Linked DNA regions of Homo sapiens: region 1 is linked to region 2. Evidence: chromatin contacts called from ENCODE Hi-C or POLR2A ChIA-PET data. All regions are on one chromosome and are shown on one strand. The core of a region is the stretch at or near the end of the contact, and the rest is flanking DNA. Distances in the headings are between cores, read along the strand shown.

Evidence for each region. Hi-C counts contacts between places; a loop is a spot of excess contacts on that map. ChIA-PET counts read pairs that join two places held with the same protein, here RNA polymerase II (POLR2A). Pooled maps may share reads with other maps.
Region 1: a loop to region 2 is called in a pooled map, with 5 times the contacts of the local background. The contact joins two enhancer-like sites. A Hi-C loop is called at or near these places in 1 of 168 maps with a recorded cell type or tissue (HepG2) and 5 of 50 pooled maps. POLR2A ChIA-PET finds 5 or more read pairs at or near these places in 2 of 52 experiments (WTC11 and activated T-cell).

What each region holds. Positions count from the first base shown.
Region 1 is chr9:114,111,999-114,117,623 of GRCh38, reverse strand. No RefSeq gene overlaps it. Among named protein-coding and RNA genes, the nearest start is that of KIF12, 16 kb to the right of the region's middle. RefSeq lists enhancers at 3,715-4,215, 4,216-4,716. Within about 2 kb of position 4,308, at least 2 of the 41 ENCODE cell types and tissues checked have a DNase peak (open chromatin) inside an H3K27ac peak, as active enhancers do.
Region 2 is chr9:114,237,277-114,241,432 of GRCh38, reverse strand. COL27A1 (collagen type XXVII alpha 1 chain) reads right to left here. Exons shown (of 61, transcript NM_032888.4): 19 at 3,718-3,771; 20 at 1,160-1,213; 21 at 946-999. Among named protein-coding and RNA genes, the nearest start is that of MIR455, 30 kb to the right of the region's middle. Within about 2 kb of position 2,897, at least 6 of the 41 ENCODE cell types and tissues checked have a DNase peak (open chromatin) inside an H3K27ac peak, as active enhancers do.

The DNA.
Region 1 (5,625 bases), core at 3,059-5,558, 130 kb after region 2:
CAGTGGATGGGGTGAGCTCCCTGTCTTTTGGAGATATGCAAGCAGAGGCGGGAGGACGTGTGATGGGAAGTTGGAGGAGACACCATGCCCCATGTATAAAGAACGTGCCTTTGGGGCAGAGAAAAAAAATCACTGCAGGGAAGATGGTGTCCTCACTGAGCACACCCACAGGTGAAATGGGGGCCTCTTTAGAGACGGACAGACCCGAGTTTCAATGTTGGTGATGCCTTCTTTAACAATGAGAACATGGACAAGGTGGACAAGAGCCTTCACTTCCCTTCCATCTATTCATTCAATAAATGTTGATTCTATGTGTCAAGCCCTCTGCTGGACCTTGGGGACCTGATAGTTCATAAAATAGATTCTTTATTCCTATGGGGAGAGAGACAAACAAAAATCAATAAAAAATAAATATGGGCAGGGCGCGATGGCTCACACCTGTAATCCCAGAACTTTGGGAGGCCGAGGAGAGGGGATCACAAGGTCAAGAGATCGAGACCATCCTGGCCAACATGGTGAAACCCCATCTCTACTAAAAATACAAAAATTAGCTGGGCGTGGTGGCACGTGTCTGTAATCCCAGCTACTCGGGAGGCTGAGGTAGGAGAATCACTTGATCCCGGGAAGCGGAGGTTTCAGTGAGCTGAGATCACGCCACTGCACTCCTGCCTGGTGACAGAGCAAGATGACTCCATCTCAATAAATAAATAAATAAATAAATAAATAAATAAATAAATAAGAATGCTGAGGAGAAAGTAGAGGAGGGTGACAGAGACAAGGTGTGTGCATGGGAGGTGGGGAAAATTATGAGTGAGGGGAGCTAGGGAAGATGCCACTGAAAGGTGACCTTTTACAGTCAGACCTGAAGACAAAGGAGCCAGTCACGTGAGAAGCCAAAGGAAAGGTACCCCCAGCATAGGGACAGCATGTGCAAAGGTCCTGAGTTAGGAAACACTGGGCGCTTTGAAAGGGAGGCAGCGTGGTGATCGCATTCCACACACAAGTGGGAGAGGAACCGTGGGAGGCGGGAATTTCCACCTTACAGAGCTGCAGAGGATGGATGGCACCCAATCGGTGCTCAGAGCAGGATGTGTTTGCTCTTCACTGACCCACAGGTCCTGATCAGAACTGCTGTCTGTTTCCATCTCCCGAGAACAGCAGGGGCAGTGCCTCAGCCTGGGGGCCACGGCCCAGGGCAGGGCCAAGGAGCTGCAGGGGCTGAATGAGCCGCCTGTGTGCATATTGGCTGCATACTCCTGCCTTTTTGGGGAGGGAGTGGCCTGCCCTCTCCTGGGACACCTGCCCAGCTTCAGCTGGCCTGGGTGGCTTGGACAGGAGTTCCTGACCCCCTGCCCAGTTCTCAGCAGCCAAAGGCCAGACCCTCTTGGGAGCACAGAGCCTGCCAGCCGGCTCACACCCTCCTCCCTCCTCCCTGGCCAGCCCTTAAGTACCAGGCTGGAAATAACCGGTTCTCTCCACCCCTTGGGGCCATGGGCTTGCCCACCCTAGGGGCTGAGGTGGCTGGACAGGGAGTGGCGGTGGGCTGTCCCAAGAGAGACTTCTTGGAGTCTTCGCTGGGAGGCTCCCACCCTTGGGTTAGTAGGGAGGAGTTGGTTCAATCCTGGATTTGCTGCTGCCTCTCCATGAGCCCTTCCAAAGCTGCCTTAGCATTCTGAATCTGGTTTTCCTTATCATTACAGTGGAACCGATCACCCCCTCTGAGGGCTGTTGTGAGAATTAAATAACAGATGTGTGAGCTTTGCAAACCGTGACGTACAATGCACACAGAAGACTTTGTGGTCGGGTCGGACAGTTCACTTTGTATTCGAGGTCATGAAAGGACTGAATTCTAGCATCTGGTCCCAACTTCACCTCTTAGCTAGACCACAGCGTTTCTGAAAATCTCAGTGTCCCCAACTGCAACATCAAGATCCTTGTTCCTACCTCAAAAGGTTATCATTAGAATCCAATTTATTCAAACAGTATGTGTTGAACACCTACTATGTACATTGCTCACAGCATTCTAGACATCTGTAGAGGTAGGCCCCCTTTCCTTCTTTGACTTCAAGTAATTCTTTCCAGAGGACTGAAGAGAAGACAAGGATATACTCTTGAAGGTAGACAAAGGACAAAGGAGAAAGGTTCTAGATCTCAGACTTGGTCCCTGTCGTTAGGTGGCTGGTTGAGGTCTTGGTTCAGTCTTTTACTGTCTCTATGAATTTGGGCAGGTTACTTAGCCTCTGCAAAGCTCAGTTTCCCCATCAATAAAGGAGGGAGGATATTGTGAACCAAAAATAAAATTCTAAGCCCCCTGCCCTCCAACCAGCTGGACTCCCTCCTCTGGGTCAAGGCACTCCAAAGTTCACCTGAAAGACTGGTTCAGGCCATAATGGGAAGCAGAGGTCAGACATGCCTCAGTAGCCCTCCTCCCTTTTGGGATTCAGGAAAAGCTGACCCCTATTTAACATCAACGCAGACCTGAAGTCTGATAAGGAACACTTACAATGTATTCTTTCTGAAGCCTGCTGCCTGGAGGCTTCATCTGCATGATAAAACTTTGGTCTTCACAACCTTTTATCATAACTCAGACATTCCTTTCTATTGATAATAACTCTTTTAACCAATTACCAATCAGAAATTTTTTTATTCTACCTATAAACCTGGGAGCCCCCACATGCACTCTGCTTCAAGTTGTCCCGCCTTTCTAGACTGAACCAATGTATATCTTAAATGTATTTGATTGATGTCTCATGTCTCCCTAAAATGTATAATACTAAGCTGCACTCAACCACCTTGGGCCCGTGTTCTCAGGGCCTCCTGAGTGAGGGCTGTGTCATGGGCCATGGTCACTCTTATTTGGCTCAGAATAAATCTCTTTTTAATAATAATTTTCAATTTCATAATAATTTTTAATAATAAAATAAACATTTTACAGAGTTTGACTCTTTTTGTCAATAATATTACACCACAGATGTCTGTTGCCATGGTTTAAATTGTATCAATTGACACAGGGTGCTTAGCTCAGTCTTTGGCCCATTGTGTGTGATTCATAACGTTTGCTGCTATTAGCAGTAGCTGCAAATAGTATGTAGTCATCATTACGGTAGTAGCAAAGTGGTAGTAGTATAAATAACAAGAGAAGCAATCCTGGTGGCAGTACTGCAGTAGAAATACTGGTGGTAATAGAGTAAGAAGTACTATGTTTTAGACCATTTTCATACTGCTATAAAGAGACTACCTGGGACTGGGTAATTTATAAACAAAAGAGGTTTAATTGACTCACAGTTCCTCATGTCTGGGGAGGACTCCGGATACTTATAATCATGTGGAAGGCGAAAGGGAAGCAAGCACCACCTTCACAAGATGGCAGGAGAGAGGGAGAGTGAGCAAAGGGGAAGTGCCACACTTTAAAACCATCAAATCTCATGAGAACTCACTCACTATCAGGAGAAGAGTGTGGGGGGAACTGCCCCTATTATCCAATCAGCTCCCACCAGGTCCCTCTCTTGACACATGGGGATTACAATTCAAGATGAGATTTGTCGGGGGATGCAGTAGAGGCAGTAGAAGCAATAGTAGTAGAAGTACTGGTTGTGGTGGTCATAGTAAGAAGTGCCAGCAGTAATAGTAGAAGCATTGGCAGGGTCGTAGTAAAGGACTAGAAGGACTACGAGAAGACAGTGGCAGCAATACTAGTAGAGGTCATAGTAGTAGTAGTACCAAAGTGGGCATATGTGCCAAGGGAGGGAGGCAAGACTAAGAGAATCCAGCACCCCTTTAATTCTGGGGAGAAAAGAGAGGGTCCAGTTTCTGAGAACTGGAAAAGAGAGGGGTCTAGGTAGATGGAGCTGGCAAGAAGAAATGAAGGGTACAAAGCCCTAGAAAGTGGTGCTAATCAATCCACCTAAGCCGGATAGGACTCGGTCTTGGGATTGATGAGAGTCTCATCTGGTGTTGGGGGAGGGGGTGGCTGTGTCTCCCCCCAGGGAGGCAGAGGCAGCATTTGCTCTCAGAAATCCCAGGTCCCTGGAGCAGGCAGGGCTTTTGATGCCTCTAGCCCACACTCCTCCTCATGTACCTATGACAACACTGAGGCTCTGGGTGCATGTTGCAGGGTTCTCTTGGGCAACAGAGCAAGGAATAGTGACTCCAGCTTGGGAGACGTGCTTCCCGCTGCTCCGGAGGGACCAACTTTGAGGACTTGGATGCTGGACTTATGTGGAAGTCCCAGCTCCACGTTCCAGCTCCTTAGCTGCCAGAGCGGCAAGTCAGCAGCCGGGGCTGGCACTCATCCAGCCCTGGGAACTTGGTGTCCTCCATGCAGATAAGGCGGGTGGGGCTTCCCAGGAAAAGCCTGAAGGAGGGAGCATCCCCACGTTCTGCTCATCCAGAAGACGGAGTAGAAATCAGTTTTTAGCCAGGACTGTACCCTGGGATTCTGTCCTCTGAAGGCTTGGAGTATGATCCCCCCATTCTTCCCAGCCTTCCACCCCACTAAACTATAGTTCACCCTTCCACTTGTCTCACCTCTGCTGTTCCCTTTTGCCTGAAATGCTTCCCTTCTTCTCCTCTGCCTGTCCCAATTCCTGCCCATCTTTTCAAGCCTGTCCCAATGCCACCTCTTCCAGGAAGCTCTCCTGGACTCTCCATCCCTTGCTTTCTGGTCAGGAGTCTAGTTCCTATCCTGGGCTCCCAGGAAAATTCAGTTCCAGCTGCTGCTGTTGTTGTTCAGTTTCACAGACATGCCCAGAAAACCTATTCGGTTTATCAGATTATCTTGCCCCTGCCTTCAGAGAGCTTAGAGTTCTATGAGGCAGACAGATGTGGACACCTTCTCCCCACCACCAAATGGGTAAGGTCATAGGGCTGGTTGGTGCAGGAGGCTGCTGGTCCTCAGAGGAGGGCTCCCAGCCCCAATCCAGCAGGGCTTCTTGGAAGAGGATGCATCTGTATTCACAACCAAACAACACAGTGGGTCATCAGCATCTGGGTGGAAAAACCTAGGAGAGAGAAAAGGTCTGGAAAACTCTTAAAGGATCCCAAGGGCCCCTCAGGCAGGGCTTGTAGGCAGCTCACTCTATTTGGCTCATGTTTTCTCGGTGAATTCCAAGCTAGCAATGAAAAGAGGGATTCCAGGAACCTCAGTGAAATGGCTCATCAGGAAGTTTGGTCCCAAGAGAAGGGTGGACAAACTGGAAGGACACACACACAATCCTCAAAATAACCACAGGGGCCAGAACAGTGGCTCATGCCTGTAATCCCAGTACTTTGGGGGGCCAAGGTGGGTGGATCACTTGAGCCCAGGAGTTGCAGACTGGCCTGGGCAAGACAGCAAAACCCTGTTTCTACAAAAAATACAAAAATTAGCTGGGCATGGTGGCACACGCCTGTAGTCCCAGATACTTGGGAGGCTGAGGTGGGAGAATCACTTGAGCCCAGGAGGTTGAGGCTGTAGTACGCCATGATTGCACCACTGCACTTTAGCCTGGGCATAAGACCGAGACCCTATCTCAAAAAAAAAAAAAAATGCCCACAGGACCCAGGAAATTACTCTATCAGAAGCTATCCCAATACATATGCTGGGTTAATGACTTTGGACATCAAGAAAAGCGAAAAGCCAAGGTT
Region 2 (4,156 bases), core at 1,648-4,147:
CCAGCTCCTTTTCCCCAGCTTCCAGGAAAGCAGCTCCACGTGGTGGCTCCCAGAGCCAGTGCTGGGACCCCGCCAGACCCAGAGCCAGCCCGAGAAGGGATCCATGTCAGCTGGATGCCCGCCTGCGGTCGCGGTGAATCTGGGCTTCCCGCACCCTCAGCCCAGGGCTGTGTGTCACGGGGGCCTGGCGCCTGAGCTAAGGTAGGTGGGGCATGGGAAGGCTAAGAATGGCCTCGTGCACAGGGCAAAATCAGGGGCCCACCCATTAAGTGCCCACCTGGTGCTCCAACAGCCCCATAGAGACCCCTCCCAACCCACTTCATCCAGCGCACATAAATAAGCAAATCGATGCTCTGCCACTAACTAATTGTGCAAGTCATTGTAATATTCTGGAGGTGCCCCTAGGCCACTCCCAGGAAGCACAGAGTTGACAGCAAGGCCACTCCCAGGAAGCACAGAGTTGACAGCATAGGACGTATGTCATGGGCTTTGGGCTCAAGCAGACCTGGGTTCCCATTGCAGCCCTGCCTGCTACTAACCATAAGACCTGACTGAGTCTCTTTTCCTCTCTGGGCCTCAGTGGCCTCATCTGTAAAATGGGGCTGACACTTCCTACTCCCTCATTAATGCCCTGATAAACTGCTACCACGAGCACGGCATTGTCAGTAGCTCTGGGAAAGAAAACCCCAGGGTGACGAGGGTGCAGAGGAGGGAGGGTGCGGGGAAGCCACCCTGCCAGGTGACAGCAGGGCAGAGAAGGTCCCTGGAAGGGGCACGGGGCAGGGCTGTATAGGATGAGCTGGTGGGTAAGTCTGGGGAAGCCCTGGGTGGTGTCCTGGCTGAGGGGGCTCCAGCCCAAGCTAAGGCCTTCAGTACCCAGGACAGGGCAGGCTGGGGGCTGCAATCAGGCCAGGATGGGCAGTGGAGGGGGCCAGACAGTCTCACCTCGGGCCCCAGCTGCCCACGGGGTCCCGGCAGGCCTCGGGCTCCAGGCTTACCCTGGGGAGAAGGGAACAAAAAGGGAGTCTCAGAGGCGGTACCTCCATCTCCATCGCAGGCTGGCAAGGCAACCCCTGCTTCCAAGCCAGGCAGCCAGCCCCTGTGGTTTCTGCAGAGCTGTCTGCTCCTCCAACTGGAGCTGCCCTGGGCAGGTACTCACCTTCATGCCTTCTGGGCCATTGTCGCCAGGGGGGCCGATGTCTCCTGGGAATCCCTGAGGGGAAGCAGAGAGCAGGGTCACCCACGGGGGCTGTGAAGGGAGTGCTACGGGGATGCGTCTTGCAGGGAGACTGACCGGGTTTCCATCTCATCCTGCTGGGATGGGACCCCAGGCAGGTCAGTTAACCACCTTGATCCCACAGTCCTCAGTTCTAAAACAGGGTGCATGGTTCCAGCCCTGACACCTCAGAGAGTTGCTGAGACAATACACCGGACGGTGCAGGAAAGCATTAAGGTTGTAACATGGAAGGTCACACTCAAGGTCGTTATTTCTCAAATCCGGTGCTGCTACTGGGTCAGAATTATGGGTGTCTGGGGACATTGCTCCCCAGAGCCAGCCACGCCTTGCCCTGAGAAGTCTTGTCTTTTGACTGCAGTAATCCTGCAAAGAGGATGATTTTCTGGGTTTGCTGTGACTTTGAAAGCATTGAAAAGCACTGATTTAATTAACCTCAGCTCCAGTCATCGTAAGCTTAAGTCCTTCCTACATCTTGGCCACATGTGTTGGACTCTGCCCCACTCCACCCATGGGGGCTCCCTGCTTCCCAGTGAGGGCCATTCCCCTGGGATGACTGTACAATAGAAGGTTCTTCCCACATGGAGCGGAATCACCTCCCTTCCCTGCAATATCCTCGTGCTCCTCCTTAGGGCCCCACAGAGCACAGGGACTCCCTCTCCCCACAGTGGTCTTTGCACAATTTGGAGACCTGTTACGCAGTTCCCAGAGCCCTGCCCTCCTCCTGTGTGACCCTGGGCAAGTTCCTTAGCCTCTCTGGGCCTCAGCTTCCTCATCTGTAAAATGGTGCTCGTAACACCTCCCTTACAGGGCTAGTCTTAAGTTTAAATGGAACCAGCAAAGTTGCAAGTGCTCAGTAAAAATCTGCATCCAAAATGATTTTGGGTCCTGTACTCTGGGAAAAGAAGTCTGCCTGGGGTGGGCCCATCTCTAAGTGAGAACTTAGCAGTCGGGATGCTGAGCAAATCCTGATGCTCACTTGCATATAACCCACTGATGAGTGAGAGATAATTCACCCGGGTGCTGGAGAGCTGGAGCTCCCTCCCATGGTCTCAGGGAAAGAAGCAGGCAGGGTGCTGACGCGCTTATCAGCTTCCGCGCTTATCAGCTTCCCCCTTCAGCTGAGCAGAGCTATCTCTCGGCTACAGAGTCAGCCAATCAAAACAGAGCACAAAGACGGGAGAGGCTGATGGCTAAATTGTCCAGGGACCCAGGAAAGGGCCAAAGCAGACCTTATTTGTTCCTACATAGCAGAGCAACCCTGAGGAAGCCACTTTCCTGCTCTGTGACTCAGTTTCTTCAACTGTAAACTGGTGGTGGTAATATCCCCCTCATGCGGCTGTCGTGGCGATTCAGCAAGTTCTCATCTCGAGGACACTGCACAGCCTCCTGGCACCAGGAGGTGCCTAATAAATGTGAGGGAGCATGCCTTCCACCCTCACGGGCCAGAATGCTGGGAAAGCTGGACTCTCAGAAAAGCCTTTTTCCAGCGACCAGAGGAGGGAATTGGGGCCATGGAGGAGAGGCCAAGTCCATTTGTCTAAAGATAGGACTGTGTCATGGCCAAAGTCAACAGAGTGGAAAGTCAGAACTTGTAGCTTTTAGGAAACATTTCCTCATCCATCCGAGTGATAGCAGAAGTGATCTTTGGCAGGGTCCGGCCTATCCACAGAGCCACACTTTTGTCTTGGATGCAGAGACCTCATGGGTGAGCAAGACCTGGAGGCTAGGGAGTTGTGGGTGGGGGGCTCCAACTGAGGTTGGCCTGGGTGCCAATGATCCTGAGAGGGACGGCAGCCCTGGCTCCTGCTCAGCCCAGCTCTCTAGACACGAGACCCCTGTTAAAGACGGGGGCGTCAAAAAGAACCCAGCCAGCTTGCTTCGCAACATTACATGTGAATTCCGAGTTGATCATTCAGGTGTAGCCTACCTATGCCAATGATCACACACATCAGAAACCCTGAGGCTCTCTCCTGACTCAACTAGAGTTATTATATTAATTGCTAAATCTATCCTTATTTCTCATTCTTCATTCAAAAGCCCGAATTTTGCATTTACCTCTTGCTCCCCATACCCGGAAGCTCTGAGCCCTGAACCGTTCCAGAGTGGCTGTGGGTGGCTAGGAAAGTTCCAGGGCTTGGAGAGGGAACTCTGAGTGGAGAATGTGGGAAGCTCCTGTGAGGGACCAGACAGTGGCGCACAGAGGGCTTTCATGAATCACAAAGCTGCGGTGGCCACAAAGTTGGCAGAGGACTCTGAGGCCACCTTTTGGCCCTGTTGACTTTTGAGAGCCCCTGAGTAAGAGCAGAAGAGCAGAAGGGGAAAATAAATGATTGCTGATCTAGGAGTTTCTCCTCTCAGCCTCATCTCTCATATCCTGTGTGACCTAAAGCAAGTCTTTCCCCATCCCTGGGCCTCAGTTTCCCAAGGACAAGACCGAGTCCCAGCAGCAGCCAGACACGGAGAAATGGGGCATCACATACCTCGGGTCCAGGGGGCCCGGGAAACCCAATGGATCCTTTGTCTCCGACTTTGCCCTGTGGAAGAGAAGAGGTTGCAGGGAGGCAGGGGTGAGGACCCCACCTTCCATGAACCCCCTGCGTTCCCCCGCTGGTTGTGGATGGTTGGAAAGTTCAGAAGCATGTGCATAAAATCTGCCTGGACAACTAGAAGGAGCTACCATTCAAACTCTGCCTCCTGCACTTGCTAACCATGGGACCCTGGGCAAGTCACTTCAACTTTCGGAATCTTAGTTTGCCCATCTGTAAAATGGGAGCAATATTAATTCCCTCACTCCTGGGGTAGTTGGCAGCCTTCAAAGAAACAGTTCAGAAAGGGTCGGATGCACAGTGACACTCAATAAATGACAGCCACTGCTGTTACTGATAACATCACTATTGTTTACAAGGCATCAGGAACCCC